Linked DNA regions of Mus musculus: region 1 is linked to region 2. A link is a loop called in an ENCODE intact Hi-C map of the cell type or tissue named here. Cell type or tissue: left cerebral cortex. All regions are shown on one strand. Links, peaks and the distances in the headings refer to the core of each region. The heading gives the core; the rest is flanking DNA. Region 1 overlaps Ttc28 (tetratricopeptide repeat domain 28). Region 2 overlaps Ttc28 (tetratricopeptide repeat domain 28).

The links. Peaks named below come from ENCODE experiments on the same cell type or tissue, not always from the same donor. Only the 100,000 strongest peaks of a DNase experiment are listed, where the experiment ranks them.
Region 1: it touches region 2 in a loop (1.9-fold over the local background); 2 of 42 quality-filtered maps call a loop at or near these places.

What each region holds. Positions count from the first base shown.
Region 1 is chr5:111,206,129-111,211,507 of GRCm38, reverse strand. The region is part of intron 6 of Ttc28 (tetratricopeptide repeat domain 28); the gene reads right to left. Among named protein-coding and RNA genes, the nearest start is that of Gm35628, 26 kb to the left of the region's middle. In left cerebral cortex, for the core only: CTCF peaks have their summits at 2,730 (motif pointing right) and 3,440 (motif pointing left); DNase peaks (open chromatin) are centred at 2,729 and 3,401.
Region 2 is chr5:111,106,836-111,112,214 of GRCm38, reverse strand. The region is part of intron 5 of Ttc28 (tetratricopeptide repeat domain 28); the gene reads right to left. Among named protein-coding and RNA genes, the nearest start is that of Mir701, 110 kb to the right of the region's middle. In left cerebral cortex, for the core only: no CTCF peak of the experiment used is centred there; a DNase peak (open chromatin) is centred at 2,433.

The DNA.
Region 1 (5,379 bases), core at 306-5,305, 99 kb before region 2:
CTGATCCCTGGATCCATGTAGCGGTAAGAGGGACAGACTCCATAGAACTGTCATCCCCCTGTGTGTAGCACAGGCTGAGACAGACTCCACAGAGCTGTCTTCCCCCCTGTGTGTAGCACAGGCTAGACCGTGGCACACCCCCACAGCCATCATGTGTATCTACATGGCTTTGTAGAAGAGGTTGGGAGTTTCTCCTTTAGGTTTCTAGGAGAGTGAAACACTTGTGCTGACTCCTTAAGTGTTTCGTACATTTATCCTTCAAAACCGGCAAGAGATCTCAGTGAGAGATTTCTTTTGGGGGGAAGTTTAACTATAAACTTGGCTTTCTAACCAGGTTGAACAGTCCTTAGGTTACTGCTTTTCAAATAATTGCTCCACATTATTTCAGCTGACAAATATCTGTGTGCATCCTGTGGACAGGAGGTGTGTACCACCCTCTCCACTTCCTGTGTACAGGCAGTGTGCGGCACGGTCCCCACTTCTCTCTAAATGCCTGCAGGTCAACACTGATGCCCTTCACTTCATTCCCAGTATTTGTGACTCATGTTTCACTGCGGATTTGTGAACTGTATCGACCTTTTCAAAGAGCAGCTTTTATTTTTATTGATCACTGTTTTTTGTCCTTCTGTTTCCCTATTTGCTCGTGGGCTTTGGGTCACTGGTTTTTGCTTTTACTTTATAATGTCCTTTCTCCTGGCCCGTTTGCTCTCCTAGTTTCTGCGGGGGAAGCAGATGATGGACTTGAGGCTGTTCCTCTCCTGGTACCAGGATCTCCCTGCCATTGCCGCTCCAGCCGAGCCCCACACATTCTGATAACTTATTGCTTGCACTCAGTTCTGCACATTATCCCTCTCCCTCCCAATGTTCGGACAGACCGATGGATGATGTGGGTACACTCCTTAGTTTCTCAGTGTTTGCATGTTTTTCCAGCTCTCTGGTTTGGTTCCATCGAGTTTGGACAACATCCTCTGTGTGACCTCAAATCTTTCTAATCAGATTTTCTTTAATTTCTCATATGGCCCAGGATGTTAGCCACCTTGATAAATGTCTGTGTCTGCCTATATCCTGATGGAATGTTGTGGAGATGCCATGTGTTCCTGTTGGTCCAGGTGCAGGTGGGAAAGTCTTTCAGTTTGCCTGTATTTCTGCTCTTACTGTATTCTCCGTCCTTCTTGGTGCTCCAAAAACTCCTGCTTTCGTTCCCTTTCTGTATAAAGTGCTATCTTGCTATTGTCTTGGTGTCTTAGTTAAGGTTTTACTGCTATGAACAGACACCATGACCAAGGCAACTCTTCTAAGGACAACATTTAATTGGGTCTGGCTTACAGGTTCAAAGCTTCAGTCTATTATCATCAAGGTGGAAGACTGACTTCCAGGTAGCTAGGATGAGGTCTTATAGCCCACATCCACAGAGACACACCTACTCCAACATGGCCACACCTCCAAATAGTGCCACTCCTTGGGCCAAGCATATACAAACCATCACACTAGGAATGAGTCTGCTGTTGACAAATTCTGTTGATTTTCCTCTAACTGAGAATGTCTTGATTTCCATTTTGGTGGGATACAGGATTCCAGGCTGACATAGGCAGATTCTTTCAGCCCTCAGGGATCATTCTCTTTCCAGTCTCTTCTGAGAACTGCACTGCTGTTCTCTTGCCCCTCTTATGGTTTCTCCCTAGGGTCTAGCTCCGGTTCCCCAAGCTTGACTACCGTGCATCTCTGTGTAGCTCTGCAGGGAATGAGGTGCTGAGAACAAAGCAGTGCCCTAAAGACTCCCTGTCCATCACTCCTTTCCTGGTTCCTCCACTAGATCTAGCTTTTCTTAGATTGTATCTTTCTGGGAAAGGGGATCAGCTACTTCTGGGTGTGGGTGTGAACCAGCTCCAGCTCTATGTGGCAGTCACATGTCTACCATTACACTCTTTCACAAGATAATGGAGCAAGTGTCTTAGGCTGGCAAGATGGCTCGGTGGGCAGAGTGCTTGCTGCCAAGCCTGAAGGCCTGAGTTCCAGCCCCAGGATCCACATAGCAGAGGGAGAGAAGCAATACAAGTTGTTCTCTCACCACACACGTGTGCCTATGCACACACATGTGAGCCCACGTGGTAACTCAGGTCTTAACTGCCGAGCCATCGCTCTTTCCCTGGAAATGCATTTTAAAACCGCAGCTCTCCTTCTGAGGAGTTTAGCTCATTCCCTGGAATAGATCGCAGCAGCAAGTGTCTCACACACACAAATCGTTATGATCTCAAGATACCATCAGAATTGTTAGAGCTTGCTTTTATGAGTGTTTAATACTGTAGATGGGTGGGCTGCTCGACTCTAGGGAAGAGACCCCCAAGCCCTTCAAATGTTCCAGTGGATTCCTCACTGCCACCAATTAAACAGCAACGCCAAACGAAGGTTTGCAAGTTGGTGTTCCAGGGGAGCTAAGGGGCTAAGAAGCAAGTGCGTACGAGAAGGGCCTGATTGTCCCGTGTGCATCCCCAGTATAGAGTCTCCATCAAGATGCCTGTCCCGCCAAAGCTGGTGCCTCCTTGACAAGAGGTGAGGGCAACCTGAGACGCCGAGCTGCTGGTTGGACTTGGCCAGTGACACCTTGGCTTTAATAGTTTGGGAAAATCCTGCTCATCACCGAGACCAAACAAGCTGACTGCAGATTCCACCCTCCACCCCAGGCAGAATGTGAGGAGGCCATGTGTGTCAGCTGCCACTGCATCCTGAGCTCTCCGCCACTAGGCGGCATTGCCTCTCCAAACAGCACATAACTCCATGTGCATTAGAGATCTGATGGGGCTTGTGTTCCATTAGGAGGAAATCAATATTGTTAAACTGAACTCAAAGGTATGAGCAAAGAATAAAGGATTGTTCAAATAAATGGAGATAACAATGACCATCGGTTCCCAAGCACAGACACAGAAGCAAGCATGAAGCATGAGACTCCACGTCCTTCCGTCCACTCCTTCCTTTCCCCGAGTTTGGGAAGGGATGGGAGATCTAAAGGGATTAAAGACGGTGAGAATCAAGATGCTGCCCTGCCTTCTGTGAACTACCCCTTGTCCTAAGGGATGCACAGACCCCAAGGGCTGATGCTGGGTACAGGGATGAGCTAAACTAGCTGGAAATAAACCTCAAGCAACTCACATGGTAGACTGGGGGAGGGGGGCGGTGTGCAAGGCGGGAATATGGAAGGAAATGCAAACAGCCTAGATTGGAGCATGAGGTAACAGAAAACAAAGCCTGCTTCTGAGGAACATTTACAGCTCAGGGGGACCTGGGAGGACAGACAGACAAGCCTGTGGGACAAAGACAGATGCCCCACCACAGTCTGTTTTTGAGTGAGCAGTGTGGGTGGGGTTGGCTGTCAGAATCAGGGGCACTGAATGAAAGCTTACTTGAGTGAGATGGTGCCCTCTGCAGGAAGGAGGAGAGGAAGCCTGCTTGCCTGGAGCCCCTCCCCACCCGGCTGAGAGACAGCTCTGTAGTTCAAATTCCTGACTCTGAGCTGAGGTCCCAGTCTCCCATCTCTGCAGTCCTGTAAGCTCTAAATTGCTTGAGCCTCCCATATCCCCAGAAAGGTCCCTTTCTCCTCCCAACCTTTTGGCTTTCTGGCCCTGAGCTTCCTTCCCATCTTCCTCTGATCTGTGGTTTCACGCACAGAGGCTAGGACCATGAAACCAACTACATTCAACCAGGTGGTCTGTGTAGAAAGACCCACCTACAACATGCCAGCAATGTCTTGGCAACCGTTCAGGAAGGTGGCTAAGGAAAAGCTCTTGTTCCTGGGGAGATCTGAGTGTGGCTCCAGCTATTTGGGACGCCCTAAACAGCATGCAACCATGTAACCTCCCTACCCATCAGGTGCAGAGTAGCTGTGGGGTCAAGATAAAGTTGAGAGCCACAAGGTCCCATCAGCACAAGGTGGACTCTGATGGGAAACCTTAAAGCAGGTACAGCCTGGGGGTGGCTGGGAATGATATACCTGTGATCTGAAATGGCCCTAGAGATGAAAGGGCTGCACATGGCTCTGTCTAAAGAGGCTTTAATGTTGCTGTGAACTGATACTGTTCACACCGACCCACCGATCTCAGCCTCTGGAACATCTGCTTCCAGACTGTCGATCCTTCAGAGGGCGTAGGTCAACCCAAGTGCCACACAGCATCCCAGTAAGAGCTCCATCTATTAGCACTGCCTTTCTGGGGTCCCTGAATCATTTCACAGGCTATACACACACAGCACGGTCATGCTACCCATGACCCAGACGCTCTAGAAATGGCTGCAATCTTCTCAATAAAGGCAGGTTAATTAAATACATAACTAAGTAGGCATGGCTTTATAGCTCTTTTACTTATTCATATAAACAAACCTATAGATCAGAAATATGCATTTCTTCAGGTCAGATTCCTAAGACTTGATTTTTTTTTTACACTTGGAGAAACAGTTACTGGAATTATTTTTCAATTATGGGTTTATTAGCTTGGCCCAAAAATCTAAGACTGGAATTAATATTTTAAATGCAGAAGAGGAGGGGGAAGAGGAGGAGGTGTCCTATCACTAAATAACATGAAACATTGTTGCTATTAAGTCTCAGGACTGTGGTTCTACAGGTCAGCAAGGAGTAAAGAGCAATGTTGGCATTCGAACCCAAGACTGTAGTGGGTCTGACGCTGCTTGCATCCTGTAGCTAAAAACGGGTTCCTCAGTGTGAGGTTGCCTCCTACGAGCAGATGCCATGTGAACCTTCTCCCCATTTCAACTGGTCAATAAAAGGCCAGCGCCTGTGATTGGGCAGAGCCTCGAGGGAGTAAGACAGGACTGGAGGTTCCAGAGGAGGTTCCAGGTTGGGGAAGGGAAGAGGGCAGACACTGAAGAGGAAGCTGCCACGGACCAGACTCCCACTGCAGGGAGAAACAAAATAACAAGGGACTGAATGACTGGGTAATAAATTAGAATAGCCTTCAATCTACCCAATCTAGACATTTGGCTTATAAATAAAATATCTGGATTGTGTGTCTTTCATAGGGACATAGTAAACCAATAATTCTAACAACCCAAGACCAGCTTTCTGGACCTCACTCATCTCTGTATGAGAGGGTGTCCTCGACCATGCCCCTGCACTAGCCCTATCACGGCTATCATGTGTTGCTCTGTTCAGCCTTGTCATCTTTCAGATCTTGTATTTGTTGAAAAACACCAGGAAGAATGTTGCTTTCTCCACCTTTTCTCTTTATGTATCTCAGATACAGTTGATACAAAGCCAATCAGTGAAGGGGCAGGCAGTGGTGTTTGTGTCTCAGCCCCAAGGCGTCCACTTTGTAATCCTTTCCATGATCCCTGTGCTGGTGCAGCCATGAGTGAACAGGTCACTGGGCGATT
Region 2 (5,379 bases), core at 280-5,279:
TAAATGCTTTCTTTTAAACAACTGCCCTGGTTACGGTGTCTCTTCATAACAATAGAACTATGACTAAGACAACAGATGGTACCAAGGAGCAGGGTAATGCTGAGACAGTCTTGCCTGTTTGGAGAATGTGGACATGGGCACTTTAGATTAGGAAAGCAGTTGAACACAATAAGTGGGGCTTAGAGGGCCATCTGAGCAGTGACATGGAAGTCAGTGCCCAGCGCAATTTGAGATGTGGGGCCCAACTCACGAAATTTCAGAGAAGAATATTAGTAAGTGGCCGAGAGACTATTCTCCTGACATTTTGATGAAGAATGTGGTTGCTTTTTTGCCCTTGTCTGAAAAACATGCCTGAGGCTAAGTGATAGAGTTTTTGGATTAACAGCGTAGGTAGAGGAGATTTCAGAGCAGCCGAGCATTGATTCTGTTGCTTGGTGATTAGTGGACCCTCTCATGCAGATCTGTGATGAAAAGGAGCAGTCTGAGCAAGGGAAAGTGAAAAGTGTACCGTCTGGAGAGAAAAGGAGCATCAGGAAGTGTGATGGAGCTGAGTCCAGCGCTCAAGGAGATAAAACTCCTAAAGGAAGTCCTGACGCCGCCCGTATGGAATAAAGAGAGCAGTGACCTCAGGGCAGGACCCCACCCAGCTGAGCTTACAGCTGTGGAAAAATAAAATAAAAGGGAGCTTAAACAGTGAAGGAAACCAGCAAACCCAGAAAGCTGATGCAAATGAATTTGCAAGGAGGCCAAGTCCCAGCCCCAGCAAGCGGAAGACCTTGGTGGCTTAGGTCACTTGGTTCTGGTTTTAGAGTGAGGGATACAAAAAAGGGGTTGAGGAATCTCCCTCCATGGCTAAGGAAAGCTGCTGAGGCCGGGCATGCTCCAGGGGTGTCCTTGCACAGAGACTGGGAGAAACCATTGCTTGAAGCTGTGAAACGGAACCCTAATACTACCCTGGAGACCCAGGTCAGAGCCATGGGGTGCCTGCCCAGGATGTGATGCTCAGAGGGAGTGGAACCAGACACAGAGAAAGAAGCATGCTGCAGTCAAGAAAGCTGAAAAGAGTTAGAGAGCTTTTTTTTTTTTTTTTTAAAGAGTCACCGTGGTCATGGTGTCCCTTCACGGCGATCCACCAGTTCTAGGACAGATGGCTATTATCAAAGAGGCAAGAGTACCTGGCACAGTGTTCAAGACATACTGCATTGTGTAAAACAGATAAGATGCCTTGAAAAAAATTAAAATTCCTTTGCTGGTTTATATGAAATAAAATGATCTCGATGCCTCAGGAGATGCCTGGATACCTGAGTCCCCTTCAACACTGTCAACCCAAGTTGACCAATAGATTTTTCTAATGTAGAGAGACACGGCCATAAAGTATGAAATCACCTGTGCCATGTGGGTGGGGAGAAAGGACATCTTGTTAGATGGAGCACAACAGCCAAGGGAAGACAAGCACCGCAGGTCCTCCATCACAGCAAAGCACTGTATAGTCGTGGTCTCAGAACAGGTAGGAAAGCAGGGGGACAGAGAAAAGCCACACACCACTAAGATAACAGGAATCAGCCCCGGTGTTCCAGAGTGCACAGGGGTAAGTGTATTGTGTCCAGCATGCTGTGGGTTTTAAAATAGGCAGAGGAGGGCTGGTGAGGTGGCTCAGCAGGTAAGAGCACTGACTGCTCTTCCAAAGGTCCTGAGTTCAAATCCCAGCACCCACATGGCGGCTCACAACCATCTGCAATGAGATCTGGTGCTCTCTTCTGGTGTGTCTCAAGACAGCTACAGTGTACTTATGTATAATAATAAATAAATCTTTAAAAAAAATAGGTAGAGGAAAAGAAGCAGAAGATTCTCAGTACATAGAGATGATAATATAGGGGGCTGGAGGGATGGCTCACACATGCTGCACTTGCGGAGGCCTTAAGCTGGGTTCCCAGCATCCATGATAGGCAGCTCACAACTGTGTTATCTGAGCTCCAGAGGATCAGACATCCTCATCTCCAAAGATGCTGCACGAAGGTGCACAACCTCCCATGCAGACACATGCACATAGTTAAAAGTGAAATAAAAAGCTTTACAGAAAGGCAATGCGCATGGAGACAGTATTACTGACTACTCTTACTTGAGCATGTACTTCATGTGCATGAATCAAACACGTCCTACGTGCCCCATAAATGCACATAAATACATACAAATAAGAATTGCTAAACAAAACTACAAAAATATTTTCTTGGCATTGAAAATGAGAAAAAGAAAAGAAATACACAACTAGGTATTTTATATATACACAGTTATATTTAAGTGCACAGAAAATGGGCTATAGCCCCACTGTCCAATAAATATATAAAGCTGAGATCTATTCTAATCATAGCTGCAATTGGATGTCTAGAGAAAGTGGGCTGGCAAGCTGGTTCAGGAATACATCACATCCACATGTAGGAGAGAAAGAGGGGGATGCCAGCACAATCTCAGCCTACAACAAAGCCATGAGAATGGCCGTGTCAGAGATGAGACTCATTAGAAGGTCTGTGCTGTCTGCATGATGACAGAAGGACATAATGGGGACAGCAGCACGCACTGCAGGGTCTCAAGGGCTGGATCCATGGGAAGAAACCTGACTTTGTTCTCTGCCCCAAACCGAGCAAGGCCACAGATCTAAGTGCAGATACTGAAGTGGTAAAGCCGAGTGACCTTGAGAGACACATACATTTCCAGAAGCAGGCCGCAAAGTGAACGCTAAATTGGACCTCATCAGCAGTTCACACAATGTCAGATAGAAACAATGAGAACAGGGAAAGAGCATTGGGGATCCAGAGATGTTCAGGCAAACTGAACAGGGTCGAAAGAGGAGCTTCCACACAGGGGAACCAGAATGAGCTAATGTGCAGAAGGACAAACTTATGGCAAGCGGACCCACAGGGGCTACAGAGAGAACAGTGGAAAGGCCGTGGGGATGGTTATGAAAGTATTTAGATTCCCCCCAGAGGCAACTGAACCTAGCAAAGCTTTATGAACAGGTAACTTCACGGTCTGAACTAAATTTTAGAAGGGCAGGTGAGAAAAGTGTGTAAGAAATTGTCACACAGAGAAGAAACCAGAATCAGGGTGAACTTAGAAAACTAGAACTTTCAGAAACCGGGACGTTTGCACGCTCCAGTGTGACAGGAGATACGTATACAAAGCCACCCAGCAAAAGAAAATGCCTCTTCGAAGCAGTGCCTACTTCTCTTAAATATTTGAGATAAACCCATGTTACCCGAGAGTAGGCACTGCTATTCCATAGTTACATACGGTGCACACACAGATGATAAAGCCAGGAGGAGACAGTGACCCCCAAGGATCCCCAAGGACCCCTAGGACAGCAGCAGAATCCTTTCAGAATCCTAGAGCTGCAAGCTCTGTGCTCTGAAGGCAGCTTTTATGAAATAACATTTAATCTCACAACAGCATCCTAACTACACGTGACAGTATCCAAAGTTACTTGCTCAGATGCCTGTGCCCCTACTCACTTTTAACTATTTTTTGTTGAAGTTTAGGAATCCCTTAAATTGCGTATGACACACCTCATTACAACCACTTCAGATAACTAGCAAAAATCTATCATTCTAAACACGTGTCAGCAAAGACCTAAGAAATAAGGGTTGTTCACCAGAAGATTCAAAGAAAAGCTGTTAAAGCCCCAGAAAATGAAACAACTCGAATGACCATCCATCCATTTAAAGAGTTGGACTGTCTCGGGGCCACACAGCAATTATCGACAGGGGCAAAATTTAAGTTCAAGGTTGTGGGATACCTAAACTCATACTCAACCATTTCTGTATCTTGGGCCATGTTAACAGACCCTGGAGTGAACACCCCTTCTTCTCAACTCATAGAGTTTCTTAAAGAGAATGATAGCGAGGAAAGACAGATTCCAGCTGCAGAAATAAGAGAATCCAGTCACCAGAAGAGTCATGAGCATGACAGGGAGGTGGCCTCAGTGAAAAACCAAGAGCGGTTCAGCAGCAGGCAGAGGCTGAAGGCTGAGGCAGGTGCACGGAGCCAAAGTGGGGTCCTGGGGGGCAAATCAGATGGATAGAGAAACACAGTGCTCTGGAGAGAAATGAGGCCGGGAAGACCTTTGGAGGCATTTGTGCATTTGCATATCAGATTTCCTGACTCGAGAACATTTAATATAATGTAATTTATGGACCCTCCTGACAATTAATATTCACTCACAGGAAGGTCTCTGTGGGCACCTGAAATTAATTTTGAAGCCATTAAAAGAGACAGAAGGTTACTCTCAATGAAAAATCCTGTGGCGAAGGTATCACCTCCCCTATTAAGTATCTGAGAGTAATTGCATAAAAGGAAACCCCATTGCTTCTAAAGGTGAGCAGATGAATGGCTTTCAAGTTGCCATCTTACTGTTTGGTAAAATCCTAAAGTTTCCCAGAGCTCAGATGCACGCACGAGGTAGCAGGATGTGGTGGGTTATCTCCAGTCCCCAGGGTTTACTGGGGTTGCCTTTGCTTCAGAGGGTGTTATGTCAATATAAAAATAATGCAACAGAACATATAACATGCAACTAAATGTCACCGAGACAATGTTACATTTAAAAGGATACATTATGACAGCCAAGTTATGGGAACTATGGATGTGTCTTCAACAGGGGAATGGGTAAAGAAAATTTGCAAGAAAATTGACACAAGAGGAGATAACCCTAGAGAGTGAATTATCATGTTTTCTCTCAAATGTAGCTCTTAGACTTTATACAGATACATGGTATCATTGCCTATGTGGTGTGGATATAGAAACAAACTGTCTATGAGAGGAGCAAAGAAGACCAACTGGAAGAGTGTTGAGGAGAGCCTGTCCCAGCACAGGTGCCCATGGAGTGCTGTCACACACCAGAGGCATGAGCGACAAAACATCAAATAGAGTGAGCTAGCCCAGATCACAGGCTGAGCTTTTGATGCTGGCGGGTGTGGCCACCACTCAGAGCACTTCAAATTCTAATCAGTGAGGCAGTCAAAGGATAAAAGTTGCCTAAGCTGGCAGGACAAACTGCCATCACTGGCAGGAGGTCTGCATTTCTGGAGAACTCACAGGATCAACCAAAGTCCTGGGCTGGTGAAACTGCTATGAGAAAATTACACTTGGCTATTTATGAATTCGGACTCCTCCTTTTCCTGTGCTGGTATGCCAGACGGCACAGGGGACCACATCCACAGGCTCGATGAAGATGCGGGAAGACCTGTCTCAATGTATGTGAGCAAGAAGTATAAAGAATAAATGAAGGAGCAGGGCTGGTTCTTGCATGGGCGACTCCCTGTAGTAATCATTTTCCCACACCTAGCATGTATAGAGCTCAAACAGAAATCCAAAGGGAAGATTCTCCAG